Regions from separate parts of the Mus musculus genome. Here all the other regions are linked to region 4. A link is a loop called in an ENCODE intact Hi-C map of the cell type or tissue named here. Cell type or tissue: heart. All regions are shown on one strand.

Evidence for each region. A loop is a pair of places that touch in the nucleus more often than their neighbours do. Peaks named below come from ENCODE experiments on the same cell type or tissue, not always from the same donor. Only the 100,000 strongest peaks of a DNase experiment are listed, where the experiment ranks them.
Region 1: it touches region 4 in a loop (2.6-fold over the local background); 2 of 42 quality-filtered maps call a loop at or near these places.
Region 2: a loop joins it to region 4, with 4 times the contacts of the local background. A loop is called at or near these places in 23 of 42 quality-filtered maps.
Region 3: it touches region 4 in a loop (5-fold over the local background); 23 of 42 quality-filtered maps call a loop at or near these places.

The regions. Positions count from the first base shown.
Region 1 is chr4:57,531,116-57,539,115 of GRCm38, reverse strand. It overlaps a transcript of Pakap not described here. Among named protein-coding and RNA genes, the nearest start is that of Pakap, 33 kb to the left of the region's middle. RefSeq lists an enhancer at 1-2,716. In heart, a CTCF peak has its summit at 3,823 (motif pointing left); a DNase peak (open chromatin) is centred at 4,705; H3K27ac peaks cover 4,692 bases.
Region 2 is chr4:57,458,917-57,466,916 of GRCm38, reverse strand. It overlaps a transcript of Pakap not described here. Among named protein-coding and RNA genes, the nearest start is that of 1700042G15Rik, 99 kb to the right of the region's middle. In heart, a CTCF peak has its summit at 4,346 (motif pointing left); no DNase peak of the experiment used is centred here.
Region 3 is chr4:57,448,079-57,456,078 of GRCm38, reverse strand. It overlaps a transcript of Pakap not described here and the pseudogene Gm12539. Among named protein-coding and RNA genes, the nearest start is that of 1700042G15Rik, 88 kb to the right of the region's middle. In heart, a CTCF peak has its summit at 4,014 (motif pointing left); no DNase peak of the experiment used is centred here; H3K27ac peaks cover 389 bases.
Region 4 is chr4:57,604,435-57,612,434 of GRCm38, reverse strand. All of the region lies in intron 2 of Pakap (paralemmin A kinase anchor protein), which reads right to left. Among named protein-coding and RNA genes, the nearest start is that of Gm52699, 14 kb to the left of the region's middle. In heart, a CTCF peak has its summit at 4,647 (motif pointing right); DNase peaks (open chromatin) are centred at 4,724, 4,874 and 6,034; H3K4me3 peaks cover 330 bases; H3K27ac peaks cover 1,588 bases.

The sequences.
Region 1 (8,000 bases), 73 kb after region 4:
GCTTAGGGTTCAGTTCTAGGTGACTCCACAGTAGCTCTGCTACGGTGGGTGTGTATTAATCCCCTATGCCTACGTTTCATCTACAAAATGCAAATTAGAACTAATATTATCAAATAAGGTTGATGTGAGGGGAGAGACTGTATTCCTAAAATAGAGCCGAATCCATCCATCCCCCTTCAGCAACCTGGAGCTAGCAGCTATGCATCTCTCTATTGGGCTAGCCGGGGTAGTCAGCATGAGGCCCAGAGGCTGCTTACAGTAGAAAGCAGCTATGAATTCTGCCCAACAAAAAAATTGTACGCTTACTTAAAATTTTTTGAGTTTTTTTTTTTTTAGTAACTTTGTAAAGGGTATTATTATGTCACATGTTCAAAGGTTAGACATTCCTTCTTTGGGTAGAATTCTTTTTAGGTTTGAGGACACTTCGGCAGGGTTCTCACAGTTATTCATCAATAATAATTAATATTTTCTTCCATTAACTCTGACTTTAAATTTGAATTAAATGATTAAGTGTGAATGCATAGGACCACACACATCTATTTTATAGCTTATATATTGCTCCATGTTTCTGCTTCTACACTGTACTGGGTGACTATCTTGATGAAGTGGGGGACACATTCCTCCACACTCTCCACGGAGCTATCTGGCCATTGTCTCTAAGTGGCCCTCTCAGCCTGTTGGCATCCCAAATCCATTATCAGGGAGCAGATCCTAGAACAAGAGGCTAAGTAGTTAGAAGTTACTGGGATTCAGATCCCAGGGGGTTGACAGGGTCATCTGTTCCCTGCTAGGGACACTGGAAGTGGCTATCATTCCCTTGTACCTAAGTGAGATCTCCATATAAGGGAAGGCCAAGCAGGCCTGTGAAGCTGCCTGAAGTGTTTCCTGAGGCTGTGTAGCCTCCAGACGGAGGGAGGGAGGGAGCGGCACCCTGGCAAGGATTCCAGCACACTTCATCTAATCCCAGCCATAACAAAGCATCAATTGTTCCTCCAGAGCACCGAGCTTCTTGAGATGGTCAAAGCCTTCCTTCTATCTTTTTACTAGCTGGGGGCAGTTGGCTTTCTTGCACTGTTTTGGATGGAGTCACAACACAAATAAACTGCATTCTGGCCTCAAACCCAAAACTAGAGTACAGTGTGGTCACTGCCAGGGCAATTTAGGGGGCCATGTAAATCAAATGCAGAAGCCAGGAGCCCAACAGCTGCCCCTGGAAGGCTCCTGAGAGGAAGGCTTTATTGTTGGTCACTTTCCCCTCAGAGTGTTTACTGCTCACAATCCAAAGACTTTCGCCTGTTTTTCTTTCTTTTTAATTGTTGCTAAAAATCTAGTAGCTGAGGATAAGAAGATGGTTTGGTGGCAAAATCTCACAGAAACGTGAGGACCTGAGTTCAGAATTCCCAACATCTACATAAAAAGCCAAGTGAGCAGAGAGTTTGTAATCCCAGTTCTGGGAGAGGTAGAGACAGGAGGATTCCTCCTGCTTGGTGGCCAAACTGCCTAGCCACATTGGCAAGCTCCAGGCCAGCCAGGCAGGGATCCTATCTCAAAAACTAAGGTGGAGACATCTGTTGAATGGGATACCTGACATTGACCTTGGGCCCTCTCACACGTGCTCACAAGTATGAACACATGTCCATTGTAAAATGATCTACCAGCTGAATAACGCGTTGGACATCTAAGTGGGACTGAGGCTGGGAAAGGTGTGAGCAATTTATACTCTGCCATTCCCCTCTTGCCCTCCCTTGAGATCAAGTGTGTGTATGACATGTGTGTGCTTGCATACACACACCATAACATACATACATACATACATACATACATATACCCACAGAGACACTCACATCCCATAATACACACACGTGAGAGGGAGGGAGAGAGAGAGACAGAGACAGAGACCAGAGGTGACTTCAGAGGTTCAGGAAGGAGAGAATGAGGACAGCATCCCCTCAGCCAAGAAATTATGTCTAAGAAGAAGTGAGAAGTGTGGACTATGTGTTCCATCCATGGGCATGGCAGTGTGCACATGATATGAACCTTCGATCCTCTTGAGTCTCGAACTCAAACCTTTCCCTGAGGACCAGAGCAGGTAGCACCCCTGGGTCCTGATGCAAACCTTCTATTCTCTCCAACTCAAAACTCAGAACCTTTTACCGAAGACTACGTGGCAGGTAGCAGCATCCCAGAGACTGTGAGGTCCTGACATTACTATGGGAACACTGGCCATTCTCAGAACATTCCTGGAGTCTATCACTAGATTGCAGCAAGTGGCTCTAAGGCATGATGAAGCTCTGTGGGGAAGAGGGAGACTCCAACCACAATTTCCTCGATTTATCTCCACTGAGGTGATAACACGGTGACCTGTGAGCTTAGCTCCTCTTACCTTCAAAGTCCTTATGAATTTATAAGCGGCACAGTCTAGCAGAGACCCCCCACCAACCTGCTGACAACCTTCTGCTTCAAAGCAGAAAGATGCTGAGGCAGAGCTATGAGAAGACTGTCCAACTGCGCCGTGATACTGTGACTGGCAAGGCTGTTCTTCATCCTGGTGATTGTCTGGACTGTGAGAAACACGTTCTGTGCATTGGCCTTTATCATGATTCCTATTCCGATTATTCTTAGGAACTTGAAATGGCTTTAATTTTTAGGTAGAAATTGCAGTCTTTGCTCTTTAAAGCCTGCACTATTTCTCCCATCATCGATGCACACTTTCCCCTCTTGTTACACTCTGAGGGAAATTTAAATTATTTTTTCCAATAATGATTTAATGCCAGTGCTCAGCTTCACTGTTATTTACCGTCTAGTCAGAATTTTACTTTCTCCTGGGTTTCTGGAGTTCAGAGTTAAGAGTCCATTTTGCAATTCTATTGTGCCTTGCCTATGTTTTACCCCCAGCCCTATGTTCCTGTGGTTTTCTATTTCTGCTTTGATAAAGACACAAACTAGGACACAAACTAAAGAACACACTCACAGATCAAGGACGGTAAAGAATATACTTTGTCATGTGCTGGAACTATTCAGTAATCGTTGCTGAGTTTTTATGACAAGCAATATGCTAACGCTTGATGTTGGGGACAGAAATGCAAACAAGATTTGTCTCTGATTGTCAAAGTGCGTGTGTGTAAATGTGTATGCAGTTACACATTGAGAATGTCATGATCAGGGGCTGGGGAGATGGCTCGGTTGGGGAAGCGCTTGTTCTGTAAGCATGAGGACCTGAGTTCGGATCCCTAAGCATCCACGTGCAAAACTGAACCAAGCTGCACTCTTTGTAACTACAGCCCTGGAGAGGTGGAGACAGGTAGTTCCCCAGGACCTATTGACCAGCCAACCCAGCCCAGCCCAGTTCCAGGCTAATTCCAAGGAAAGTCGGAGAGTCTGTTTCAAAACAAACAAACAAACAAACAAAAAACAAACAGCAACAAAAAGGTGTCCAGGGTCTGAGGGGTGACACACAAAAATAACCTCTGGCCTCCACCTGCATGTGCACAAACACATGCATGCACATGTACAAAGGAACACATATGTACAACAACTACATGTTAAGAGTAAGGTGATGTAGCTCAGTGGGAGAGCGTTCGCCTGATAAGCTTCAGTCCCTGAGTTCAAGTCTCAAACCTGGGGGAAATCTCTACCATTAATAATCATAATCGTGATACAAGGTAGAAAGTGTTAATTTTCATTAAAAAGGCTTAAATCTTGGGAGCTAGGGAGATGGCTCAGAGGTGACTAGCATTGACTGCTCTTCCAAAGGACCCAAGTTCAATTCCCGGCAAGGATATGGTGGCTTATAACCATCTATAATGAGTTCTGGTGCCCCCTTCTGGTCTGCAGGCACACATGCAGGCAGAATATATACATAATAAATATAAACATAATAAATTAAACCTTTTTGTAAAAGGCTTAAATCTCAAAAGCTATTGAGAATGCTCTGCATTTCAGTTTGTTTCCTCCTTGCTTATACAATCGATATCTGCAGCACATTTTCTACTCGATCTAAGAAGAGTAGTCACTTTCACAGTTTTGTTTTTCAATGTAATTCTTTAAATAAAGTAAGTGCTCCCTAGCCTGCCCCTCAGCAGCCACGCTCAGGATGGGGCTGGCCCTTTTGACGCCCATCTTTCACATCTGCGGAGCATCTGGAGGTGTGATGACCCCACGGCCATCGCTGGAGGACAGGTGAAGGGACAGCTATTACCCAGGCAGCAGATTCACTGCAGCTTGGATTCTTTGAGTCCCTTGACTCAACCTATGTGAAAAACAACTCCAGGAGCGTGTAGACTCTTGTGTCATAGAACCAGAGGAGTACAGACACTTGTGTTACAGAGCTTACTCCTTAGACCCATCTATCCGCCAAGTGGACGGGACCACATTTCCTAACGTGTGTTTATGGGAGAGGAGAAAAGATACCCCCTTTGCTTTGCTCTTTTTTTGCCGGCGGGGGGGGGGGCGCATCTCTAAAGCTGGTGGATAGAGAAATGAGGGTGGAGGGGACCAACATGTTGGCTGTCTTACAGGGAAGTAGCTGTGTCAGCACAGGAGACAGAAGGCATCCCCCTTTCCTGCCTCTCTCTACCCCTCCCACCTTGCCTCCAGCTCTGCCGTTCCCTCCAGGAGATCACGGGCTCTGGGACACTGTGTTTTCCACTCAGTTCAGGGCTCTGAGTCTTTCTGAGAAGTTGGATGAGCTACAGCAGGGCTGCGCTCCAGACATCCTTCCTCTGTTGTCCACAGATGCTTTCTAATCTTCCTTATCCCAAGTATGACAAGCATAAATCAAAAATAGAAGCAAAGCTACCCGAGCGAGGGCTCAGCATATGGTTATGTGGTCTGGGTCAAAGGACTATATAATCCTGCATTCATATTACAAACGCCCTGTAAAGCTGAGACGTAACAAGCCCAGTGGAAATGGTCAAGGTCTGTGGGAGACCCTATAGAACAAAGACAAGTGATGACATCGCGTGCTAAGGGAGAAGAGCAGACTTAGTCGCTGGAACTCAGATGTTTATTCTTTCATTGAGTACTGAAAGCGTGCTAAGCCTTGTCCTAGGTGCCAAAGGTGAGGATAGAAATGTAAGCAAGAAAGGGTTCTTGCTTTCGAAATAAATGTGTGCCTGTGGTGTGTATGTGTTTTTAAACTGCACACAAACGGACTGGAAAGATGGTTCAGGGCGTAAGCTGCATAAGAGTGAGACGTGAGATGTGAGTTTAGATTCCCTAGCCCCCTTGGAAAGAGCTGGTTGTGGTAGTGAGTCCCTCTAACGCCAGCAACTGGGGAGCAGAAACAGGTGTATCCCCAGGACTTGCTGGGCAGCCAGCCTAGGCAATTGGTGAGTTCCAGGTCAACTAAGGAGACACCCTGCCCCCCCCCCAAAAAGAAAAAGATGGAGAATGACCATAAAGGGCATATGACTTTAACCTCTACCTTCTCCAGGTTAATGTGCAGATGAACACACCCTCCCTCACTCACAAACACTCACTCTTACTGTATACATATGCACGCACACACTAACAACTACCTACTGTATACACGTGCACGCACACACTGACAGCTACCTACGATGCGATGCAAAACGTGTGCATTTCCTTAAGAAGGTCTTCAAACTTCCCAGTGGCTCACTTGAACTTAGAGAAAGGCATTGGACTTTTGTCATTGTCATTGTTTGCCTGTGATGGATGTCCCTCTCCCAACAGAACTCAATAGGAAGGTACAGATACGATGTTTTGAGTAAGTGACAAGGAATTGAATATCTGAGTCTTTCCACCACATTTCTTCACTCACAAAAAATTGGTGCACATTGGGTTTTAGAACTCAGCCTAAATGATAAGACTGCGCAGGACAAACAACAGTGTTAAGCCTGGGGAGACTGCTCAGTCTGTAGAGTTCCTGCCATGCAGGCACAAGAATCTGGGTTCCAATCCCCAGAATCCATGTAAAAGCCACGAACAGTATGCTCCTGTAACCCCAGCACTGGGGGGCAGCGTCAGGCCCAGCCATGAACCTCATTGGCCAGCCAGTGTTGCTGAATCAGAGTCTCAAACATACAGGGGAACAGTGATACAGGAAGCACGCCCACTTCAACTGCTGGCCTCCGTATGCATATGCAATCTATATGCATATGTACTCACATACACCCATGTACACACCTACACTAGCAATCACAATTCAAAGAGTGCTAATCATTAAAAAATGATAAATCAAATTTCATTTCAATTAAAATTTCTGCCCTTCAAAAGGTAACACTATAATAGGAAGTATGTAAAATGGGAGGCCTGGACAAAATATACATTATGTATAATTATATATATATATATATATATATATATATATATATATATACACACACATATTACATATCTATCCATATACTATGTGTAACATAGTAACATAGCATGTATAACATATATAGAAAGATGGTGTCTTTGTTTGTTTTCCTGTTGTTTTGATAACATAATCTGACAAAAGCAACTCAAAGGAGAAGGGTTTATTCTGGCTCACAGATCATGAACACATTCCATCATGGGGAGGGCATGCAGGTGACAAGGCTTGAGGGAGCCGGTCACAACACATCTGAAGTCAGGAAGCAGAAAGCACCAGGTGATCATGCTTAGCTCACGGTCTCCTTGTTAGACAATCTAGGACACGAACCTAGGGAATGGTGCTGCCCACTTTCAGCATGGGCCCTCCCACCTTATTTAACTTAATCAATATCATTCCTCACAGGCATGCGCAGAGGTTAACTAGTCCCTCCCTGATATGCCTGGAGATCTGTGATTCCAAATCCTTGACAACATAATAATCCTCTCCAACAAATGAAGAAGAAAAGATGTAGATCTGTCAAAGGACTCCTATTTAAAAGACATCATTGAAAGACACTGCACTGATTCTTGCAGGCAAAATGGTTTGGCAGATAAAGGTGCTTGCCATCAAACTTGAGCATCTGAGTTCAATTCCTAGACTCATGTAATGAAAAAACAAAACTGACTCCCTAAAGTTCTCTGGCTTCTGGACAAAGGTTGTGGTATGTGTGCATGTGTGTGTGTGTGTGCACACACACTAAGTTTTAAAAAGAATGTACCCATGCTAAAAAGCAGATGACACTGTGTTCAACATTAGGACTCAGCAGTAAACTATAAGAGTTAAAAACGACAGTGAGGAGTGGGGACATGTATGGCACTTGTACAGCATGCACAAGGCCCTGGGTGTGATCTTTGGTGTTGGGGTGTGGAGAACCCACAGGAGTGAGGTGTATTTCAAGTTTTCCAGAATGATTAGAACAGAAACAAACTCACTGAGCAGAACCAACTGTCTTCAGGCTTATGGAATAAGAGATAGTGAGAGTGTAGAAGAATACCAGCACTTGGAAAAGATGTCCCTCGATGATGTACCTAGGAGCGGGGAAAACAATATTTACAGAAAGATGTGCTAGAGAACATTCAAAGCAGCTCTATTCAAAATAATTTCGGGCCAGGCAGTGGTGGCCCATGCCTTTAATCCCAGCACTCGGGAGGCAGAGGCAGGCATATTTCTGAGTTCGAGGCCAGCCTGGTCTACAGAGTGAGTTCCAGGACAACCAGGGCTACACAGAGAAACCCTGTCTCAAAAACAAAACAAAACAAAAAAATCCCAGGCAGGAACCAACCTCAAGATGGATCAAATGAAGTAGGATAGAGTTCCCATACTGGAGAGGACTCAGCCATGTACAAGTGGGAGATGTGTGGTTCTCTGTGACATCACTATGTGCTATGTACTAGTGAGAAAAGGGTGGTCTCTATAACATCACTATGTAATAGTGAGAGATGGGTGGTCTCTATGACATCATCCTGAGTGATCCTGTTTTGAATCATCAGATTCAAAACATTGTGCTTCCTGATTCTAGAACAATGACCAAGTCAGAACAATGAAACAGTCCTACAGGAACTTACCTAGGCTTACAAGGCATATCCTGGATTTACACTACAGCTACAGAGTGTAGGTAGCTGCCACAGTCCTGCAGAAT
Region 2 (8,000 bases), 150 kb after region 4:
CTATTGAGTGCTCATATCATGACTGCCCTCCAAAAGATCCAACAAGCAGCTAAAAAGAGTCAGATGTAGATATTTGCACCCAACCAATGGACAGAAGCAGCTGACCCCTGTTGTTGAATTAGGGAAGGCTGAAAGAAGCTGAGGAGAAGGACAATTCTGTAGGAGGACCAGCAGTCTCAATGAATCTGGACCCCCGAGATCTCTCAAACAATGGACCACCAAACAGACAGCATACACCAGCTGATATGAGCCCCCCCCCTCAACACACATACAGTAGAGGACTTCTGGGTCTGTGTTCATTCAGAGATGATGCACCTAACCCTCAAGAGACTTGTTCTTATATACTGCATTAGAACTGACGGATGGAGCCTTGTGTGCTGTCACATACCTTTAATTCCCTATTCAGCAGGCAGATCTCATGAATTCCAGGCCAGCCTGTTCTATGTGGCAAGTTTCAGACCAGCAGGCGTGAACATGAAACCATATCTCAACAGACACAAACAAAACTGGTGACTAGAATGTAAGGTCTAAACCTTGCCCAAGAGACCAAGATGCTGAAGGCAAACAGCTCGGTGTCTCCACTGGAGGAAGGATTTTTCCAACCTAATAATGACACATTTAATTACTATGTGGTCAAAAGGAAAAAGGGTGCTAAAAATAATAAACACAATATCAGTGATGGCCGGGCAGAGACCAAGGAACACTTTCCTAATTTAGAGATTTGTCTCATTATCAAAGTGCCCAGTTAGCACCTAGTCCACTGATACAAAGGCACTCAAATTGTTAATTGATTTAATGTCTTAAATATTTGCACATATCTTCTGAAAGAAAAGTCCAAGCACATTAGTGTCTTTTAATTACAAATAAAACATGAGGTGTTTTTAAAAAGTCCTGGGCTTATATTATTTCATTAAATTTAAACACTAATTCTTTTATTTGGAATATAAAAATGAATTTCCCCCCAATTTTCCTCCTTCAAATATTTTTTATAAATTCATAACTATTTATTTAAAATACATATGGCCTACTGAGGATGGTTATAGCTTAGTGGTAAAACACTTATCTAGCATGTGGAAAGCCCTGGGTTCATAAAATACTTACAAATAAACGTACCATAAAATACATTTGTCTAAAAGAAACAAGCAAGGCAGGATTAGAGCAAAGCCCGCATGGAACAGGAAGTAGTCAAGGTTTTTCTATAAGATACTGCCCATGTAAATATATTTACATAATTTTAAATATTAAATATTCTTACCAATCCCTTACATGAAGGAACTTGTTATGTGCCCTAGAATTCTGATTAGAGTCCCAAGGGACCATACTTTGAAGTCAGTCTGCATGCCCAACATAAAGGGACAGCAATTCTGCCCCACCCATTGTTCAGCAAACATGTTTATTAGTTTCCAGGATCTTTTCTCATTCTTGCCACAGATCAACAAAATGCCTCATTGACTAAAAAAAGTTACAATATATAATTGAAAGTTACGAGTCAAAGAAAAAGTAATTAACGCTGCTGTGGTTTGTATATGAAGTGTCCCCCAGTGTTGAAAGATTCCAGTGTTGAAAGCTGGATTCCCAAGTGACAGGTTTAGGGGCAGTGAATAGATCGTGAACCTTCAGAAGCTGATGTCCTGGGGAAACTAATGAACAGCATTAATAATCTAAGGCTAATAAAATAGAAAACAATAACATATGAAGACTAAAACACAAGCTATCCCTGTAGATCCTTAAAGCATTAAAAAGATAAAGGGCTATCATAAGAAACTTTGTCAGTTAACATAACAACCTAAATTATGTGGAAATTTTCCTTCGAAAAAGTGATTTGCTCACCCTAGCACAAAATCAGAATACGTAGCATTGAAAATCTTTTATCAATCAAGGCAATCTGGACCATGTCACTAGTGAGCTCTGCTGAGCATTTTGTCAGAAACCATGATGCCCTCTCTTAAACCCTCCAGGAAATAGGGAGCACTCACACTTCTACCTGAGAGCACTGAGACCATCATTGCTCTCTCACCAAAGCCTGATAAGAGTATTTCAAAAACAACCCATCACAGACCACCTCTCTCGTGAGCATAATCAAAAACATAACTCAACAACCTATTAGTACAGAAGACCATATTGTAAGGTCTAGAAAAATACATTTAACAGATGTAATACTTACTTGAAATTTATAAAAACAAAAACCCCCATCAGCAAACATAACAAGAAGAAAACATCTTGAATTTGAGCCTTTTTAAAGACATCTATGTGTGGCAGGATATTTAATCACATTGTGAACCCTGACATCATGAAATGGAAAAAGCTATTTCTTGTTGTAGTGTGGCTCAGCCCTAGCACACACCTTTAACCCAAGTGCTTTCTGGAAATGAGAGCTAGATAAAGTCAACAATATGTCAAGACATGGAGAAAGCAGCCACGTGGCAGGAGTGAACATAAGGAAACCCAGGAAGGAGAAAGGAGGGACTTTGAGTTGAAGGGTATGTCAGACAGTGTGGAGAAGGAGAAAGAGCCTTTTCCTTCTGGGACATTGGTGGAGTAAGAAGGTCAGCTGGGTGCTTTCTCTGCCTCTCTGAGCTAGCAGGCTTTCACCATAGCTTCTGGCTCTGGGGTCTTCATTTGGTAAATTAAATGGTTGGGATTTTGTTTTGAAAACAACATTTATGAGAGATGGAAAGGTGGATCAGCACTTAAGAGTACATATTGCTCTTGTGGAGGATCTAAGCTCAGTTCCTAGCACCCCACAGAATGGCTCACAATTGCCCAACTCCAGCTCCAGGAGACAGATACCTTTTTGCCTTCTTGGGCACCTGCATTCACACATGTGCATACCCACATGTAGACACATACGCATACATACAATTAAAAATTAAAATAAATCTTTTTAAATAAAGTCTGTTAAAATATCTACAACTAAAATCATACTATGGTACAAAGCAAAAATCCTGTAGCCCCCAAATGTATACCTATGTATAAGCTTACATTGTAGCTGGGTTTTTTTTTTCCTTCAGTAATAAATTGGTTCTCATCTGGAACCAGGCAACCCCTTGTATATGCTATTCTACTTCAAAGATTGTTAAACCTGGGCATGAAAACCAGCAGAGATAGAAACACACAGAATATCAAGAAGGGCCCCAAGCTACGACCTACAACATCAAGGTATATCCCTCAGATCCAATGAGGATGGATTGTGGTGAGACCTGGTCTTACTACTGTGGACACAGAGACATCAACAAAAGGAAAGTAGCCATTGCATATAATGCCTTCACTTGAAATCATAGCATTCTTAAGATGGCTTCAGATCCTAAAACCACCATCCCACACAACACATCTCCTTGAAAATGTTGCTTGACCCAACAATTCTCCCGCAGACAAAATTAAAGAGACGAGATAGTGGAGAGACACGGCTCACCTGCAGAGTACCAGCACAGCATGCTCAAGGCCCCAGGCGGAAGTTCCACAGGTCTCTCTTTCATATGTTCCACCTTTTTCCCAAACCACTATCCCTACATTACTCATCTCAATCATATATAATTAGTCTTCTACTGTAGTCTACCTAAAAGTCTGGATTTTGACTGGTCTCTTAATGACAACATCCTATCTCCGATGACATAAAGCAAGATGTTCCCTTTTGAATGAGGCTGTTGTGAACCTTCCTACTATATAGCAAACCAAATTGTCCTCTATAAACCAATGCCAGCCTTATAAACAGATTAGAAGTGAGTCACTGGCTTGTCTCTTTAAAGATTTTTTTAAAGATTTATTTATTATTATATGTAAGTACACTGTAGCTGTCTTCAGACACACCAAAAGAGGGTGGCAGATCTCATTACGGATGGTTGTGAGCCACCATGTGGTTGCTGGGATTTGAACTCAGGACCTTTGGAAGAGCAATCGGCGCTCTTAACCAGTGAGCCATCTCACCAGCCCCCTCTTTAAAGATTGTTAAACAGATATGTGATTCGGTTACTTAAAAAGAAAGCCATCACTTTAAGAACCAAACAGAAAAAGAGCCCTAATGACTCTACACGTGTTACCTCATTCCCTTATATTTTGCAGCTAATTTATTCTAAACCATGACTGTCTTATTTCAGGTGTTTAAAATGTTTTAGTTAGTTGGTTAGTTGGTCAGTTGGCTGATTTTCTAGTTAGTTGGTTTTCTTGAGATTAAAAACTCACTGTACCAAACCCTCTGAGGTAGAATTTTGGGCCTGGATCATCCATGTTTTCCTGTAGTAGACAAAATCCTAAAGCATTCCTTCAGTTATTGAACCCTCATGAACCCTCAGATCACGTCTCATGCCAGTAGAATGGAACTCCAGTTCCAGGGGGATCTCATGCCCTCTTCTGGCTTCTGAGGGAACTGCACATACATGGTACACAGACAAAACACCCACAAACATAAAATAAAAATAAATAAATGTTTTGACGAAAGGATGGACCATCTAGTGATTGCCATATGCAGGGATCCATCCCATAATCAGCTTCCAAATGCTGACACCATTGCATACACTAGCAAGATTTCGCTGAAAGGACCCAGATATAGCTCTCTCTTGTGAGACTATGCCAGGGCCTAGCAAACACAGAAGTGGATAATCACAGTCAGCTATTGGATGGGTCACACGGCCCCCAATGGAGGAGCTAGAGAAATTACCCAAGGAGCTAAAGGGAACTGCAATCCTATAGGTGGAACAACAATATGAACTAACCAGTACCCGGGAGCTCTTGTCTTTAGCTGCATATGTATCAAAAGATGGCCTAGTCGGCCATCACTGCAAAGAGAGGCCCATTGGACTTGCAAACTTTATATGCCCCAGTACAGGGGAACGCCAGGGCCAAAAAGTGGGAGTGGGTGGGTAGGGGGTTGGGGGGGTGGGTATGGGGGACCTTTGGGATAGCATTGAAAATGTAAATGAGGAAAATACCTAATTAAAAAAAAACTGGGGAGAGAAGTGAAATTGGCTGCAATCATCTACTGTGGAAGAAGTGTGTGTGTGTGTGTGTGTGTGTGTGTGTGTGTGTGTGTGATCTCATCTCTGCATTCAAGGCAGAAAAAGAATTATATTCTTATAGAGTATTTCATTCCTTCACCTGAGCCTGTATCTTTCTCTTCCATAAAACACACATACACACAAATTGAACGCTATTTTTACAAGTTGAGGTCATCATCTAAACCACAATCTATAAACATGTGATCTCAAACCCACACATAAGTGTTAGTCTTCTACCTTCATCAAGGAGACCACTGTAGAAAACCACAGCCAATCAAAATGTGACACTATAGAACCCAGTTCTAAAGTATGTACCTACAAAACACTCTGCACCTAAAGGTCAGGCGACATTGCAGAAGAGGGACAGCAAGATAGTAAGAGCCTGATGATCAGTTTGCTGTGAGATTGTGACTCCTAATAAAAGTCTCACCAATATGAGTACCCAAACATAAGCTGTATAAGGATGGCACCAACAGACTTGCCAAAGTGAACAGGGAAAGGCCCATGAGGCCTTAATCATACATAAAGAATTACAGGCAACTAAGGAAAGTGGGAGAGGTGGCCTTTCCCAGGGAAGAGCACACCAATTGATTGTCTGGTGCCAAAAGATTAGCCCTGAAACATACATATAAGTATGTATGTCTTAGTTAGGGTTTCTATTGCTGTGAAGAGACACCATGAGCATGGTAGCTCTTATAAAAAGAAACATTTAATTGGGACTGTCTTATAGTTTCAGAGGTCCAGTTCATTATCATCATGGCAGGAAACATGGCAGCATGTGGGCAGACATGATGCTGGAGATGGAGCTGAGAGTTCTACACCTGAATCCACAGGCAGCAGGAAGAAAGAGTAACACTAGGCCTGCCTTAAGCTTCTGAGACCTCAAAGCCCGCCCCCACAGTGACACACTTCCTCCAATGAGGCCAGACCTACTCCACAAGGCCACACCTCCTAAAAGTGTCACTCCCTGTGTGCCAATCATTCAAACATGTGAATCTATGGGGGCCATTCCTATTCTAACCACCACAAGTAATATTGTATTTAGGAGTATATGTATGTAAGATGCAGACATAGCAACTAGTGAAAACAAAGAGATTATAAATTCAAAGGAGAGGCATATGAGAGGATTTAGAGGGAGGGAAAGGAAGGAAGAAATGTAATTAAGTTGTAATCTCAAAAATAAAATGAAAAATAAAGACCTCTAATATTCTTTAAAAGATACGTTGGGGTTGGGGTAGTGGGGATGCAAAGATCTCTCAGTGGTTAAGAGCCCTCGCTGCTCTTCTAGAGCACCTGAGTTTGGTTTCCAGCATCCGTGTCAAGCAGGTCACAACCACCTGCAATTTCAGCTCCATAGAATCCTACACCCTCTCTGGCTGATGCATATGCATATGCCACACATACGGCATATACTCACTCAAAGAAGTATGCATGAAATAAATCTCTAACAATAAATAAACAGGGGCTTAAGGTGTGGTTCAGTGGTTGCAGAGAAGAAGGGTTCAGCCCCCAGCACACATATCAGGCAGCTCAAAAGTGCCCGCAACTCCAGTTCTAGAGAATCAGATGCCTTCCTCTGGACTCCATTTCCTCCGCTGGACACACATAGTACACAACATACAGACAATTGGGCGTGCCTACACACGTACATACACACACATGCAAATCACACTAAATTAAAAGATAATTTGGGTTGGGGATAAATCTCAGTAGTCAGATGTTTGCCTAGTATTTAAGAGGCCCTAAATTCAATATCCAGCACTACAAAATAATAACCATGAAAGAAAATATAAAGTAGTTTGCTGAAATCTATAACTCAAGAAGCTACTGGAAACAACTGAAAAATAAAGCCATTTTCCTAAAACATCTTCACTTAAGGGCATTTATTTTATGTATATTAATGTGTAATTGTTTGCTTTAATGTGAGCATTTTATCTGCATTTTATACAAAAAGGGCTTTTTTATTGTTAGTCTTGAAGTTGCTAAGTAGCCCAGGACAGCCTCACACTCTCCATCCTTCCAACTCAGGCTTCCAAATGCTGGAATGGTAGGATGCAGTACTAGTCCTGTAAAGTGTTTCTTAATGGAACAACATATTTTTCATCAGAAATAAAGTATGTGTGAGTAATAATCATGGATTACGCAGTCTTGCTTAAAGCGGATTCACATCTTTGCCAAGTGTTAAATATTTAAAGTCGTATCGCTTATGTAATGGAGTACTATTCATCAAACAAAGGAAGTTCTGGGACATCCCTCGGCTTCAGGATCATTATGACAAGAAGAAGCCAGCCACAAGCCATCAGACGGTTTCATTGTTTGATAGGAAACACACTAAGTCAAGAAATACAAAGGGATAAAAACAGATTTAGTGGCTGTTGAGGGCTGGGAAATTGGAGGGGTGAGAGGAAGGAGTGCGGGTACTTTAGGGTAGTTGAAGTATTCATTATTGACAGCACTGAATGTGTAGCTTTTTAAAATTTCATTTTAATTTTAATTTATTTTTTACACTTCATATTCCATTCCCCACCCCACCCCCAACCACCCTCCAACTGCTCCACATCACACACCTCCTCCCCACCCCACCCCATCGCCACTTGGATGCCTCCACCCACCCCCCCACCCCACCTGACCTCTAAACTCCCTGGGTCCTCCAGTCTCTTGAGGGTTAGGTGCATCATCTCTGAATGAACACAGACCCAGAAGTCCTCTGCTGTGTATGTGTTGGGGGCCTCATATCAGCTGGTGTGTGCTGTTTGGTGGTCCAGTGTTTGAGAGATCTCAGGGGTCCAATTGAGATTGCTGGTCCTCCTACAGGATTGTCCTCCACAGCTTCTTCCAGTCTTCCCTAATTCAACAACAGGGGTCAGCTGCTTCTGTCCATTGCTGGGTGCAAATATCTGCATCTGACTCTTTCAGCTGCTTATTGGGTCTTTCAGAAGGAAAGACCCAATAAAGTGCATATTCTCACTCATGTATGGAAGGTGAAAACACTTGACCAGATGGAAGTAA
Region 3 (8,000 bases), 160 kb after region 4:
TCCTCAGAAACTAGAAGCCAAGCTTCTCCAGATAAAGGAGCGACACCAGGAAGAGAAGAGGTTCCTGGAAAGCACGGATCCCTTTAACGGTGAACTTAAAAGGTTATACGGTCGAAGATGAGAGTAAACATGGCGAAAATTGCAGCTGATATTGCATGGGCGGAGGAACAGGCCTGCAGAAGGCGGGAGGAGAAGGGGAAAGGAGGCAGCAGAGCAAGCTGAGTGCAGTCAGAGCATCATCCCCGGGAAAGAGCAAGCGGAAAACAAAGCTGAGGAGGAGAAGGACAAAGTGCACAGCCGATGGATGGAGACAAAGAAGACACGCCTTGAAGAGACAGCTGAGAGCCAACAGAATGGGGAAGGCAGTCTACTCCTGAGGACAAGGAGAGGGGGTAGAGGGGTGATTGACAGCTCAGAGGGAGAGGGCCCAGTGATGGTAATACTGGCTCAGAGAGCAGCAACGTGACATAGGGGAGCCGCCCATAGACCCCATGCCAGAAGACAAGAAAAAGAAATAAGTGTGGCCTTATTTTATGTGTCCTAGAACTTTTTTAAATGGGAAAAGGGGGGATATTTTTGATGTTTTTTAAAAAGGTATTTAGGGGAGCCTCTTTTATGGAAATGGATATAAGGATAAAGGTCAAACTTATTGAATAGAAAAGATTAATTTTTTTATTAATCAGTTTGAATCTTATCTCTGTCTCTACATCGCTTAGACTGCCATCATTTAGAATAGCGAAAGGATCTCAATTGCCATGGAGACTCCCTAATTTAATTCCTTAATCTTCTTGAACATCATTCAGAGGACCAAGCCCTTCCCAGACATTAGCATCTGGGTGTCCATTAAGTGACTCAAACTTTCTTATTCTAAGCCCTACGTGCTTCTCCCTCCCAAGCCTAGTTCTTCTTTTAGTAAATAGCATTTTATTTGCCTACAGATTAAGCCAAAATGCCTTGGCCCCATTTATGAGACCTCTTCTACTATCATCAGAACCTGCCAAGGCCACCCCAAAACTACTCTACAATCTAGTTTTAGTTAGAGTTTCTATAGTTGTGATGAAACACCATGCCAAGCAACTTGGGAAGAATGGGCTTACTTGTCTTATAGTTCCATGTTTTAGTCCACTATTGAAGGAAGCTAGGACAGGAACTGGAAGGCAGGAGCTGAGGCAGAGGCTATGGAGATGCTCTGCTTACTGGCTTGCTCACTCTGGCTAGCTCAGCTTGCTGTCTTATAGAACCCAGAACCACCAGTGCAGGGATGGTCCCACCCACAACGGACTGGTCCCTCCCACATCAATCACTGATTAATAAAATGCCTTAAAGGCTTGCCTACAGCCCCATCTTATGGAAGCATTCTTTTTTGGAGAGGCATCTTTTTTTAACTTTTTGACTCTGTGAGTTTCACATCATGTAAGCGAATCCCACTCATCTTCCCATCCCTTCATATCTGCCCTCCATTTTTGCAACCTCCTCCTCAATCCCCAAAAAGGAAATAAAGAAGATTTTTTTTTAAAATCTTGTTATGGAAGCTGTAGTGTCTCACACAGCATACTCTTTTGTCTACACATCTTTACTTGCAAATGTTCATTGTAATGAGTCTGGTTCAAGGCTCTGGTTTCTGCTACTCTATCAATACTGGATCCTCTCTGGGACTCCTCTAAAATATTCTGTTGTTGCCTTGTGTCATGGGAATCCTGCATTTTTGTATCTGCAGGACTGATCCCTTCATATTCTCCAGCACTTCATAGATTGGGTAGCTGTTGGGGTGGGCCAACTCAAAGCCCCGGATCTAGACCTGGGTGGTAGCTGAGTTCACCAGCCTGCCAGATCTCCTGCATCCACATCACCAGTGTTTTTTCCTGAACTGACCAGGCTAGCTCACCTGATGCCTCAGCCTGCAAGGGGCAGGGCTAGCTCTCCCTCAGGGCTGGCCTCCTCTCACCCATGTCAACAGGGCCAGCTCTACTGCACTGCCCAGTGGCAGGGCAGGCTGCTCCCTCAAGTGCTGCAGCCAGAGGGGCAAGGAAGGGAGATGATCTCTCCCTCACCCATGCCTCCACACAACAGAGGAATTGCAGGGCCAACTCTCCTGTGCTCATATCCCCAGGGCCAGCTCACCCTGCCCCCAACACCAGGGTCAGCTCGACTGTGCCACCCAGGCAAGGTGCATGGCCTGCTCTCTTGAACGATGTATGGAAGCATTTTTAAATGACATTCCCTCCTCTAAATGACTTCAGCTTATGTCAAGTTGACATACACTAAGCAGCACAGCACACAAGCACATCACTGTTGAGCCACAACCTTTCTTGTCCCATTCACCCCCAAGATCACACGTTACTACGAACATTACAATATAAAACATTTCAAGCTTTAAAAATCCCAATCTTTAAAATTTCATACAAAAAGGTCGAAGTCTCCTTTTTTCTTTTTTCTTTTTTCTTTTTTTTTTTTTTTTTTTTTTTGGTTTTGGTTTTGGTTTTTCGAGACAGGGTTTCTCTGTGCAGCCCTGGCTATTCTGGAACTCACTCTGTAGACCAGGCTGGCCTCGAACTCAGAAATCCGCCTGCCTCTGCCTTCCAAGTGCTGGGATTAAAGGTGTGAGCCACCACACCCGGCAAGGTTGAAGTCTCTTAAAATACCCAAATTCTGTTTTGAAATCCAAAGAATTTGTAAAATTCCAAAATTTCTTTAAAAGTTAAAAATCTCTCAACTATGGGCTGCTGTAAAATAATAAGTATCTTAAATGCTTTCTTACTCCAAAGAGGAAGAACCAGGAGGGCAGCTACAACCTCAACAAAGCAAAACCAAACTCCAACTGTGTAAATAACAAAATGTCTAATGGGCTCAGGTCACTTCTCTGGCTCTACAGCACACACAGCTTGTCTTCTGAGCTCAGGCCGGCTCCACTCCACCGCTGCAGCTCTTCTTGATGATCATCCTATGGTATTGGCATCTCCAAATGCTGGGGTCTTCCGCTGCAATTGGGTTTCACCAATTCCGCTGCAATTGGGTTTCACCAATAACCTCTCCTGGGCTTGCTTCATGGTGCCAAGCCTTAGCTGCTCTCCGTGACCCCTCTATGCCTTCACCAACAATACCGCCTGGTTGAGTCTTGCACATTACAAAGTTCAGCTGCCAGCATGAAGGCCAACCTTGGCTGTGTCTGAGACAAAGCTTATCATCTTAATGATGTTGGTCTCTTACTCAGAGCTGAGTCTTCAGCCCCAGCTCATCCATATCCATTGTCCCAGCAAACCACGGGTTTGTGTTTCTGGTATCTTGTTAACCACAGCAGATTCTTCAGCCCCAGCTAACCAGAACTACAGAGTCTTCAGGCAAATGACCTGGTAGAGTCTTTGCATTCCTCTGCAACCTCACAAGCCAGGCCTCCATGTTCGGCACGGCTCTCAACAGTCTTACCATCCAAGCTCCTACAGAATAGCCCAGAGCTCTCAACACTCAATGGCTTTTCTAGCCCAAAGTTCCAAAGTCCTTCCACAACCCTCCAAAACAACATAGTCAGGCCTATCACAGCAACTTCCCATGATTCTGATACCAATTTCTGTTTCTTTTAGGGTTGCTACTGTGGTGATGAAACACCATGGACAAAGCAATCTGAGGCAGGAAAGGGTTTACTTAGCTTACGCTTCCACATCTTAGTCCATCATTAAAGGAAGTCAGGGCAGAGACTCAAGCAGGGAAGGGACCTAGAGGCCTGGGAGGAGTGCTGCTTCCTGGCTTGTCCTCCTGGCTTGCTCAGCCTGCTTTCTTATAGAACCAAGACCATCAGCCCAGAGGTAGTACCACCTTCCTCCCCTGGGCCCTCCTCCATCAGTCACTAATTAAGAAAATGCCCTACAGGCTTGCCTACAGCCCAATCTTATGAAGGCATTTTCTCACATGAAAGTCCCTTCCTTTGAGATTACTTTAGCTTGTAGCGTAAAACTAGCCAGCACAAAGCTCAGTCTTTTATGACAGTCCAAGTGTGACCCTTTGCGGTGACCTCTACTGCCACCTCCTGGTTGCCAGATAGTGTCACTTATATTCTGACTTCCTGAGACCCACAGAAAATTGCTGGTGAACAGGCTGAGCTCTGCATCTAGAATTAGTCCTGTTCATGGGCGACTCCAAACTGTCAGTCCCCTGCCCCCCATCCCAGTCCCCTAAAATCTATTTGGTGCACTAACTCCCCTGATAGGTCAACTTCCCTCTCCCTCTTTCTGCCCATTTCTTCCTACTTGGATTCACTTACTCCTCCCAAGACCCTTGGTTGATCACAAAGACACACACACACACACACACACACACATACACACACGCACACCATGCTAAGCCACTGGCTAATTTTTCACAAGCAACAAACACTTTCTTCTCAACTCAGAGATGCAATGGTTTAGAAAACACGAGCATTCTCCTTTCCTCAAGAAAAAAAAAAAGTGGGAGAAGGAATAAAGAAATCTATCATAGTATTTCACAGCCCAGATGAAAGGCCCCAGCTAGTGGGTAAAGCAGGGAAGAGTCAAGAATTTCGAATGACAAATGTCTGAGTTTTTTCCTAAAGCTGAAGTCGTCTCAGAGTGTTGGAAAAAAAAACTGTGTGAGTGGTGGGCTGTTGCGCGCGCCCAACAGGCCAGGAAGAACGACGCTGCTACAGGATCCTTCTGCACACATTTATTCAGTCCTGTTTCTTCTTTCTCCATATATCTCCCTTGTTTATATCTTCCTTGTTTATATCTCCCTTGTTTTTATATCTCCCTTGTTTTTATATCTCCCCTGTTTATATCTCCCTTGTTTTTATATCTCCCTTGTTTTTATATCTCCCTTGTTTTTATATCTCCCTTGTTTATATCTCCCTTGTTTTTATATCTCCCTTGTTTATATATCTCCCCTGTTTATATCTCCCCTGTTTATATCTCCCTTGTTTATATATCTCCCTTGTTTTTATATCTCCCTTGTTTTTATATCTCCCTTGTTTATATATCTCCCTTGTTTTTATATCTCCCCCGAACCCTGGGCCTCTCACTCTTTTATACTCTCAGTTCCCATCCACGCACAGCAGGCCACGCCACCTCACCAGGCACGCAGCTTCAGCTAATCAGGGCAGCAGGGGCAAATCTCCACCAAATTGGATTCACCTGTATCCTGGTACACCTGCGCAGCACTCAAGATGTTTGTGTCTTATATGAGGAAGTCAGGTGCAAGTCATATGACTTAGCTGCAGTCCCTGGCGCCTTTGGGACTGCCGCCACACCCGCTCCCCACAATTCCCCCTTTTTTCTTTTTTGGCAGAGAGAATGTCTGTAGAAAGCCCCCCGCAGCCATGCCCCTTACCCGTCCTTGGGTGACAAACAGCATTGGTTTGATCCCTGTCTTAGGTTGGTGACATGCCCAGGGAGTCTTATCACTGACTACCTCTCAATCATGCCAAGCCACTCCTGGGGAGATTGTGTTTTGCTTGCAGCAGGTGCATCAAAAGGCCAGGATGTTACTTAACCTATGGCCAGATCTTAATTGCTGCAAGCAAGCCTCATGGGTGAAGGTAGAGGTCTGATCCCCAGTGTGCAAGCATAGGGGCCCTACACAAAACCATCCCTTAGGCTCATCACCCAGAGAGGTCTTGGCCAGCTCCTGTGTCGTTTTTCCTGGGGGAAGGGAACTAGGACACTGAACCTTCATGCAATCAGACGTGCCTTCCACAGGATGCCAACAGCAAGCTATCCTCTGTGCAGTGCTTAGCCTCGCAACCCATGGCATAACGCAGCATAATTTCTTTTAGAGCGGCAAACCGAATCTGAGGAGATTGTCCCGCCTCCACTGCAGCAAAAGCCTACGCTACCATGGCGAAAGTGCGGACCCGCACACTCTGCACCTAACACATGTGCCAAACACAAAACACACACACACTATAACAAGCATACATCCCAGGGCTCTCATCCCTGCTCATCTTCCCTGAAGCAAGGGATAGATAGCCAGAGGGGCTATCTCTTTAAGGGAAATTCAGGGATCAAAAAGCGTGGAAAAATTTGAATGTCATGTCGAGCTGGTATTGGCGCTTCTGGAACACCGAAAGGATCTCTCATCTCGGCTCCATCCTTTGTGCTTGTGGGATCATCCACCACATCCACAGGGGCAACTGGATCAGGAGCCTCATTCTTGTAGCGTCTCACCAATCTCTCCGGCACCCAAAGAGGTTCCGTCTGGTCCATGAACTTACCCTGCCGGCAACCACTGACTGCTGAAAGTTCTGAACTCGGTGGGGGAGTCGGTTCCCCGTACAGGCCACCAATTGTCGCGTCCGCTCTCGACCAGCAAGAACGATGCGACCACCAGTCCTTCTAACAGCAGTTTATTCAGTCTTCATCTCTCTTCTTTCTCTTCATCAGTACCTTTCCCCAGCTGAAGAGTTCTGAATCCACGCCGGATCCTTCTCAACAGTCTGTTTTATGGGAACCTTTATTAACCCCTTCTTCCCTGTGATGCAGTTCTGAATCCTCCCTGTAGCAGGGGGTCTTCGCTCGTGACTGAAGATGTTTCTTTTCCCGGGTTTCCTCGTCCCAGGTCTTCTTGTCCCAGGTCTTCTCGTCTCATCCCGGGTCTCAGCACCAACTCTTGCGCGCGCCCAACAGGCCAGGAAGAACGACGCTGCTACAGGATCCTTCTGCACACATTTATTCAGTCCTGTTTCTTCTTTCTCCATATATCTCCCTTGTTTATATCTTCCTTGTTTATATCTCCCTTGTTTTTATATCTCCCTTGTTTTTATATCTCCCCTGTTTATATCTCCCTTGTTTTTATATCTCCCTTGTTTTTATATCTCCCTTGTTTTTATATCTCCCTTGTTTATATCTCCCTTGTTTTTATATCTCCCTTGTTTATATATCTCCCCTGTTTATATCTCCCCTGTTTATATCTCCCTTGTTTATATATCTCCCTTGTTTTTATATCTCCCTTGTTTATATATCTCCCTTGTTTTTATATCTCCCCCGAACCCTGGGCCTCTCACTCTTTTATACTCTCAGTTCCCATCCACGCACAGCAGGCCACGCCACCTCACCAGGCACGCAGCTTCAGCTAATCAGGGCAGCAGGGGCAAATCTCCACCAAATTGGATTCACCTGTATCCTGGTACACCTGCGCAGCACTCAAGATGTTTGTGTCTTATATGAGGAAGTCAGGTGCAAGTCATATGACTTAGCTGCAGTCCCTGGCGCCTTTGGGACTGCCGCCACACCCGCTCCCCACAGTGGGCCACAGGGAAGCCAGCCTGGAGACCCTGAGGTTTCCTTCCACTCGCTGACATCTATTTTACAGAGACTTCATTTTTTCAATGCCCAAGCTTCCAGCCACAAGACAGTGTAATCTGAATAGAGACACAGGTATTTATTGACTCTGTTCTAAGTCAGCAGCATATCAGCTTGAAGAGCTTTGGAAGGGACTAGTCAGCTCATAAAACTAAGTGTTTGACCATGTGATCTGGAAAATAAGCTGGAGAAATGAGAAGAGCTGAAGACCCAACTTTCTCTCATCAACAGCGGTGTGTTAGCAATGGCAACCTGCCACTGTGTCAGCAATATCATCCTGTCATTGTAGAACCAGACTTGAGTTCTCAACTCAGAGACCACAGCACGGTTGACTACATCCTACCATCCCTACCGCCATAGCTTTGGCCCAGTTACCACCAAGTCTCAGCCACCTCAGGGTGTAGTGGCCTCCTAGCTGTGCCGGGATATTCTCCTTTGTCCACAAGTTAGATTGTGTGGCCTTTCTGCTTAAACTTTCCTTTGACCAAAGTGGCTTGGGGACGGGGAGTGGCTGAGGAGATGGCTTGTCCCATAAGCATGGGAACTGAGATCAAATTCCTGACAGACACATAAATAGTCAGATGTGCCCATATGCACCTATAATCCCAGCACTGGAGAATTGGGGGCAGAAGGATCTGTGGACCTGCTGACCAGCCTTCCTTGCCAATGAACTTGAGGTTCAGTGAGAGGCTGAGT
Region 4 (8,000 bases):
TAGAAAATGAAAGGCTAAGCCAGGGTAAGGACTGCCCCCAAATTCTAGAATTATCTGTGAGTGTTATAACTAGAAGTCAACTACTCTGTTGAGGTCTAAATCTGGAGCTGTTTGGAAGCATTTGCCCCCACATGGGTTCAGGGTAAGGTCCCTCTGACCATCTCCAGTCAGAGGTGTATCTACAGAGGGATTATAGATGCTGCTCTGGGTGTAGACCCAGGCGCAGTCAATGCTTTTGGCTTTATCCGTCCTGCTCCGAATATTCCCCTTCTTCAGAGGCTACCCAGCATCTCAAAAGGCAGCTTCCAGCACTGACGTTAGAACAAAGCTGCCTGTGGATTCTGACCAAAGCTCACCAAAGGGAGCCGCTGCTATGTATGCGCTTGTGACCTGGGAAGTTTGGAAGCCGAGTCTAACAACATTTGATTAATCTCATGCACCAGACAGGCAGAGGAAGCTGAGCACAGAGAGGAGGGGAGGGGGGAGGAGCGAGAGGAAGAGGAATAGAGGGGCAGAGAGAGAAAGATGGACAGAAAAATTTCTAGTGACTTTTTGGAGCTTACATCATACACAGCCACGTTTGTTTCTGGTTCTGGGAAACAGCCTGGTGTCTTCACAATGACGCCCCTCTTCTTGTCAGGCTGGCCCACGCTGGGCTCCACTTCTTAGAACCTCTGGCTCCCGCTAATACATTTCTCATGTAACACACGCAACCGTGCGTCTGGTATTATTTTACCCTTCAAATCTAATTAGCCCCACAAGCAGAGGCTGGATAAGGAAAAGGCGCCCAGGTCTCGAAGGAAAAACATTAACTTATGAAAAACTATTTTTTTCATTGAGAAAAAAAAAATCACATGCCTTTGGTCCTGAAGTGCCTCTGTAAGCAATGGAATCTGGGATGACTGCGTTTTTTGACACACACAGAAAGGATCATTTTACAAAGTCCTTCCAAGATTGGTAGAGTCACGTGGTCCAGAGAGGCACTGGAAACAGCTGGGCCGCAGGCCTGGGGCAAGCCTAGACAGATCCCTGCTTTATGGGTTCCCTAGTCCGTTTCTAATCAGAGAGCCCAGAAAAAGCACCACTGAGATCTGTATCTACAGCCCTTGAATTCATACCAGAGTATCTTTTCCACAGTATTGCGAAGCCTGTGACACCAGAGCCATGCCTTCTATATCCACATTCTTGTCATTAGTACTTTACCAACAAAAATAAGCCTTTCCATGTTTGTTGAGTGAATGCATGAAAGCCTAAGCAGTCCATGAACAATCCTAAGTGAGACGAAACAGGAGCTGAGTTACATGGGGCTGTGCCGAAGAGGGCCTCTGCCGTGGGTTGGTTATACCTGGTGTCACTTGAGAGCTCATGAGGCTGCCATTTCCCTTGATGATGGTACGTGTTGGAGACAGACCCTGTGTCTGACTTGAAAAGAAGGAGCAGTTCTAAAACAATCTGAAACTTTGGGCACTGAAATAGACTCAGGCACTTGAGTGAAATTGGAATACTCTGTAGGTAGGAGATCCTGGGGTGGTCAAGAACCAACTAGGGCAAACTTTGGCAAGCAACTCCTGAAGCCAGTGAGTTTCAGTAGTCATTGTCAACTTGAGGGGACCTAGAGTCACCTAGACGGTGGGTGCGGCACACCTGTGTGTCTGTGAGAACATTCCATATCACCTTGGATACAAATGGCACCATTCCATGCCCTGGAGGATAGGGTAAACTAAAACTGAGGGAAGAGGAGATAGCCAGCCTTCCCCCTTCTCCACTTCCTGTCCCACTGTGATGATCAAAGCTGCTTGGTTACGCCTCCCCATCATGATGGACGGGCACCTATGAAACCAGAACCCAAAGAGCTCCCTTCTCCTGTAAATTGTTCATTTTGTTCTAAGTATGACTGTGAAAATTCCAGAGCTAGAGGGTCTAACCCACGGCCTGAGGCCTGGGACAGCTTGTGTGGCTGTGTCACACAAAATAAACATATAATGCAATCTGTGGGCTGTTGTATACCCTTGGTTTAATGTGCAGCCAATGACAATTTTTTTGTCCAATGGCGTCGTAGAGAAGCCCAAAGGAACTCCAGACCCTGCTTTATCGTCTCACAACCCAGCATAGACCTTATGTCAGTTATGCATGTGGCATAGAAGTTTACCACAGTTACATAATGTCCCGCACATGTTGTGGTGGTTCCAATAGGTTTGGCTCGCAGAGAGTCGTGCGTTTGAATGCTTGGTCACAGGGAGTGGCACGATTAGGAAATGTGGCCTTGTTAGAGGAAGGGCATTATGACTCTGTAGGTGGCTTTGATGTCTCATATATATTCAGTTCTGGCCAATGTGGCATAGTCCCCTTCTGCTGCCTGTGGATCAAGATGGAGAACTCTCAGCTCCTCATCCAGTGTCATGCCTGCCTGGATGCTGCCATGCTTCCCATCGTGATGATAATGGACGGAACCTCTGAAACTGTAAGCCAGTCCCAATTACATGTCGTCCTTTATAAAAGTTGCCTTGGTCATGGTGTCTTCACAGCAATAAAACCCTAAGACATATGCCAATCGCATTAAATGGATCCCAAGTCTTTATTTTACACCCAATTCCAAACTAAACATACTTTAATCATTTTTAATCATAGTGGGTTAGAGAAGAGCATTTTCATGAAAGTATATATAAACTAAATTTTCCAATCTCCTCCCTCTTTTTTGAGACAGGGTCTCATTATTCAGCCTTGACTGGCCTGAAATTTGCTGTGTAGGTTGGCCTCAAACTAATAGCTATCCACCTGCCTCTGCTTCCCCGGTGCTGAGGTTAAAGGTATGTACCACACTGGGCTAATCCCTTTCTTGATCCACAGGCTCTGACTTTGACTTTAGGTTTAAAAGAACTAATCTTTTGGTGGTTTGTGGTCTCACACAGAACACCAAAGAAGTCAAGACTGTCTGTTCTAATTTATAACCATTGATCGCTGCAGGAACATTGTTTGGAGAAAGAAAAGAGGGCCCCAAAGATGAACATACACAGCACACGTATGTGATCCAGTTGTTGAGAGGGAGAGAGGGGGCCAGAGGGAAGGAGCAAGGAACTCTTAGAGCCAGCAGCTTCCAGTGAGGTATGTAGAGGCGTGGCCACTGAAACCTATGCCCCTCCAGCCGTGCAGGTTTGTCTGTGATCATGGAAAAGAGAGCGGTGGAGATAGAGGATCAGGTTATCAGGGACCCTGTCACCTGACCCTCGAGCCTGGAGAAGAAGGGTCTTCTCTTGTTTCCCAAATAGCTAACAGGATATTAGAGGAACTTGGCAGGTGCCCCTGGAATCAATTTGTTGTTGAAGTTTATTGCTTAAAACACAAACAAACTTATTTCTCACCAGAATTACTGAAATGTGGAAGCTTCTGTGAAATTTTCTTCAAGGTGAGTTTTAAATGTATTACATGCCTTGGCTAACTTAGTATGAGTGAATAACTTGGAATTGTGGGATTCATGGCAACTATCTAGCATTGATTGCTCTGTCTCTTTCTCTCTCTCTCTCTCTCTCTCTCTCTCTCTCTCTCTCTCTCTCTCTCTCTTTCTCTCTCTCTCTCTTTCTCTCTCTCTCTCTCTCTCCAGGGCTTTTAAATGATGTGTCCCAGAAAATGTTCCCCAGGAATTGCCATCATTGTCAGGAGAAGCCAGAAAAGTCGGTTACTAACACACGTTTGCCTCTCAGTTCTAAAACACGGTGTGATTAGTTTTCTGACATTAGGACTCATGATGGGTGCCTTCCTTGCCAATCTTAACTGTCTCAGACTTGTATACCTGTACACGCGTGTATGGCAGTGTGCGTCATATGCATCACAGTGCATGTATGGTGGTCAGAGGACAACCTCGAGTATCAGCCCTTGGCGTCTACCTTGTTCGGACACAGGGTCTCTTGCTGTTCTGTGTGTTACTAGGCTAGCTGGCCTGCAAGCCATCAGGGTGTTCCCTGCCTCTGCCTTCCATCCTGACACAGAAACACCACACCCAGTTTTACATGGGGCCAGGTCCTCGCGTGTGGGCATCAAGTGCTTTACCCACTGAACTCTCTCCCCAGCCCAAACTCAAGGTTTAATGACAATAGCAAGCCTGTCACTGTGAACCATCCATATCTGTGCCCTATTCTGAAAGCACCAAAGTGTACCACCCATGCATGCTTTGGGGTCTTTGAGTTTTCCCATCCAGGGCTCTAAATTTAGAAAATAATACAGGTAATCAAAGATTTGCATTAAAACACAAAACAAAACAAAATCCACAAGCTCAGAAACATGAACAAAATCAACATTTAGTTAAATGAGTTCTTGGGTAGTCACTACCTGGCTAAAAATAAATAGACCAGGCCAGCATTTCCAGAGGCCTCTTCAGGTGTGGTGCCAAAGTCAGCATGTCTCCCTCCACTTGACAGGAGCCCTGACAGCAGCGTTCTGTGTTATAACTCTTCATAGGCCCTCAGGTTACAGGATGCTGTCGCTCACAGTCATTATTTGCACCATTAAAAGACTGGGCAGTAAATAGTCTCTGAAAGCCTTATTTATACTTCTCCCATTTTTATAGCAGCCCAGTTAAGAAGCACTCATTAGCGTGTTTTAATATGCCTTCTCATCCCGACAAAATATGAGGAATGCGGTTAAGAAACTTCATCCACGAGGGGGCGCCACATCCCTTTATGTTCTTCTCAGCGGGGAAGCCAACCCTTCTCTGGCCTGGTTCCCAGTGAGGCTACCAAGACACAGGCTGTGTGGGAAATCCACTGAATGACTTCGTTACCTTATTGCACATCACAAAATGGGCTCGTCGGCTTAAATTCAATCCAGAAAGGTTGCCAAAATTCTCGAGCAGCTGCTTCCAAGAGCGAACCTGTGTGTCAACGACTTTTCCACTAAGAACCAAAGTCCGTGAAATTGAGGGATGGGGGGTGGCGAGAACATTTGGAATGGACAAAGGGCCCTGTTTCCAACCCGAAATGAAACACAGCTGGCTTACAGCTGTGCTACCTCCTTCACCGCACATGGAGTCAAGTCGCAACACAGAATGAAGCTTTCTGTGATGGCCTCTGAGCCTCCCCTGCCAGCCACCGGCTACTCGCTTCCTGTATTCCCTTTGATACACACGGACTGTGTATACTCGGGTCCAGTTCATCAGGGAGACGGGTTTCTCCCTAAGTCCCTCATCCACCTCTACACTCTGGCTTCTGATTTTTGTGGGTTTTTTTTTTTTCCAGATCTTTAAGCCATGAAGACATCTGAACTCTTCAATCACAGAAGGTTAAGATTTTAAAATTATACTTGCTTTCTCTGTGATTTATAACTATTTATATTTTCCCACCCTGACAGTTCTCTGCACTGGACCAAGCCTGGGTGCCAAGTGTGCACCAGAGCAGGACATTAAGGTTATGCACAGCGCGTTTCTACTTTAAAACCAGCCTCACATCATGCCAAAAGGCCAGGGACCGCACCCGAGTGTCAAGCAGCCACACAAGTCCCAACTGGGGTGTTTTCACATTTTAAATGCTCACTGCAATTCAAATCTTAACCATAGACTTATAAGCTTAACTTATATTAGTTAAGGGAGCTCTGTACTGCATGTCACTTTGTTCAAATCATTTTACGTTCCTCAGGTTTGTTCTTAACATACTGATTTACCGATTTGGACAGTTCAATTTGAGTGAAGGCATCTATCCGAATGCAGCTAAGACAAGACTGTAAGGTCCATAGTTTGGATCCTATTCATTCTTTGGAAGAGTGGGAAGTACTCCCCTCCGGGCAAACCGGTCTAGTTTTAGACTTGGTACAAAGTGTAGGACAGTCCTGAGAATGTGGGCTTCTGAGTCAGCTAGCATCAGGATCAGGAAGTGGCTTTGGAACTGTCCTTACTCTCTAATGACACTCCCATGTGACAACCCCTCTGACCTCATGAGAAAAGTCTCATTCCCTGGTCCTTTCAACTCTTCTCTGTAACTGATCTTTTGGTCACTTTCCCATATCAGCTGGTGACTTCATCTGTTGGTTCATAGAATCCACATGAAGTGCTGCCGCTATCACCCCGGGTGACTCACACAAGTCCTGTTGCCATGACTCCCTGACAACTCATTTCTGATAGCTTCCATCCCCACACTCCTCATCCACCTACACTCAAGGCCAAACTCTAACCTCTCCTCACGAATGAAATGTCCCAATGCAGCAGCCCAGACCCCAGCCAGGTTCTCATCCTTCCATGTCTCTCACTAGCTCGTGCTCACCACATCTTTGCTTGGACCCCATCCTCAACTTCTTTTTCTCCTGATCTATCAACAGCTCTTCCAGTTTCCCTTCACATCTTTTCAGCTAAGATCATGTGGATCAGTAGCCTCAACAAGTCTCATCCTACACCATTAACAAACTTTTAGCTTCCTTCTGCCTATGGTCAGCTGACAAAAGTCCCAAATCAGGGTTAATCCCATCCTTCGTCCCCAAGATCAAATACCTTGATGTAAGTACCAACTACATGCGTAGGGTCTTCTATCTCAGCCAGGCCGCCAATGCAGTCCTGGAACCTTTGTATCAACTCTCCAGAGTCAGTGAAAGACACATCTAGTCCAACTCAAGCTTATGCTTAATATCCATAGAAACTCAACATAGATTGTGTTGTTTATAAATAAAGACTATTAGCCATTTATCTGCGTTCTGTTGCTTCTTGACCTCTGAGGGACCATCCCCATCAATAGCTGTCACCTCTTTCTCTCATTTAAGAATTTAGAGTCTTCTTTCTTTCTTTCTTTCTTTCTTTCTTTCTTTCTTTCTTTCTTTCTTTCTTTCTCTCTCTCTCTCTTTCTTTCTTTCTTTCTCTCTCTCTCTCCTTCTCTCTCTCTCTTTCTTTCTTTCTTTCTTTCTTTCTTTCTTTCTTCCTTCTTTCCTTTCTTTCTTTCTTTCTTTTTCCTCCCTCCCTCCCTCCCTTCCTTCCTTCCTTTTCCCCTTCTTCTTCTTCCCCCTCCCCTCTCTCTCCCCTTTCCCTTCCTTCTCCTCCTCCTCTTCCTTTCTTCTTCTCCTCCTCCTCCTCCTCCTCCTCCTCCTCCTTCTTCTTCTTCTTCTTCTTCTTCTACTTCTTCTTCTTCTTCCTCCTCCTCCTCCTCCTCTTCCTCTTCCTCTTCTTCTTCCTCTTCTTCTTGTTCTTCTTCTTGTTCTTCTTGTTCTTGTTCTTCTTGTTCTTTCTTCTTCTTGTTCTTCTTCTTGTTCTTCTTCTTGTTCTTCTTCTTCTTCTTCTTCTTCTTCTTCTTCTTCTTCTTCTTCTTCTTCTTCTTCTTCTTCTTCTTCTTCTTCTTCTTCTTTTCAAGACAGAGTTTATCTGTGTTTCCTAGCTGTCCTCAAACTCAGAGATCCTCCTGTCTCTGCCTCCTGACTGCTGGGATTAAAGTATGCACCGCCAACCAACTGACCTCAGAGACTTTCTCTACATAAAGAATCCATGTACACCCTATGTCCTTGAGAGCCTTGGCTTTCTTCTTTGCTTTACAGCCACGATACTTAGAAAGGCAAATGCTTCACTTGACATTCCCACTTCCTCTCAGCTCAGCTGTATACCCACCTGTCTACCAGAGCTTGCTTGTCCATTCTTCTCATGGCTGCCAGTCACTTTCCAGTTGGTATGTTCAATGGATGCTTTCCAGACTTGTCTAGTTACTGTCAACTCTGCTTGGCATCATGTATTGCTCCCTGCTTCTTGAAAAGTCCTTTCCTCTTCTCTAACCACTCCCCTTCTGCCTACTGATTTCTCTCCTACCCTCTGGCTGCCTCATGCCTTAAATGTGGGTTGTCAGACTGACTTACGTTCTCCATTCTTTCCCTGGATAGCACCATTCAGTTAGTCACATGGCTGTGGTTCCCAAACCAGGTCACACTCCTGTCTTATGTGTTTCTATATCCTTTTGCCACACCAGGCACCTCATCCGTGTGTTTAAAAGATACACTGGTATCAGTACATCCATACTAAGGTTATTCTTTTCCCTCATATGTGTTCA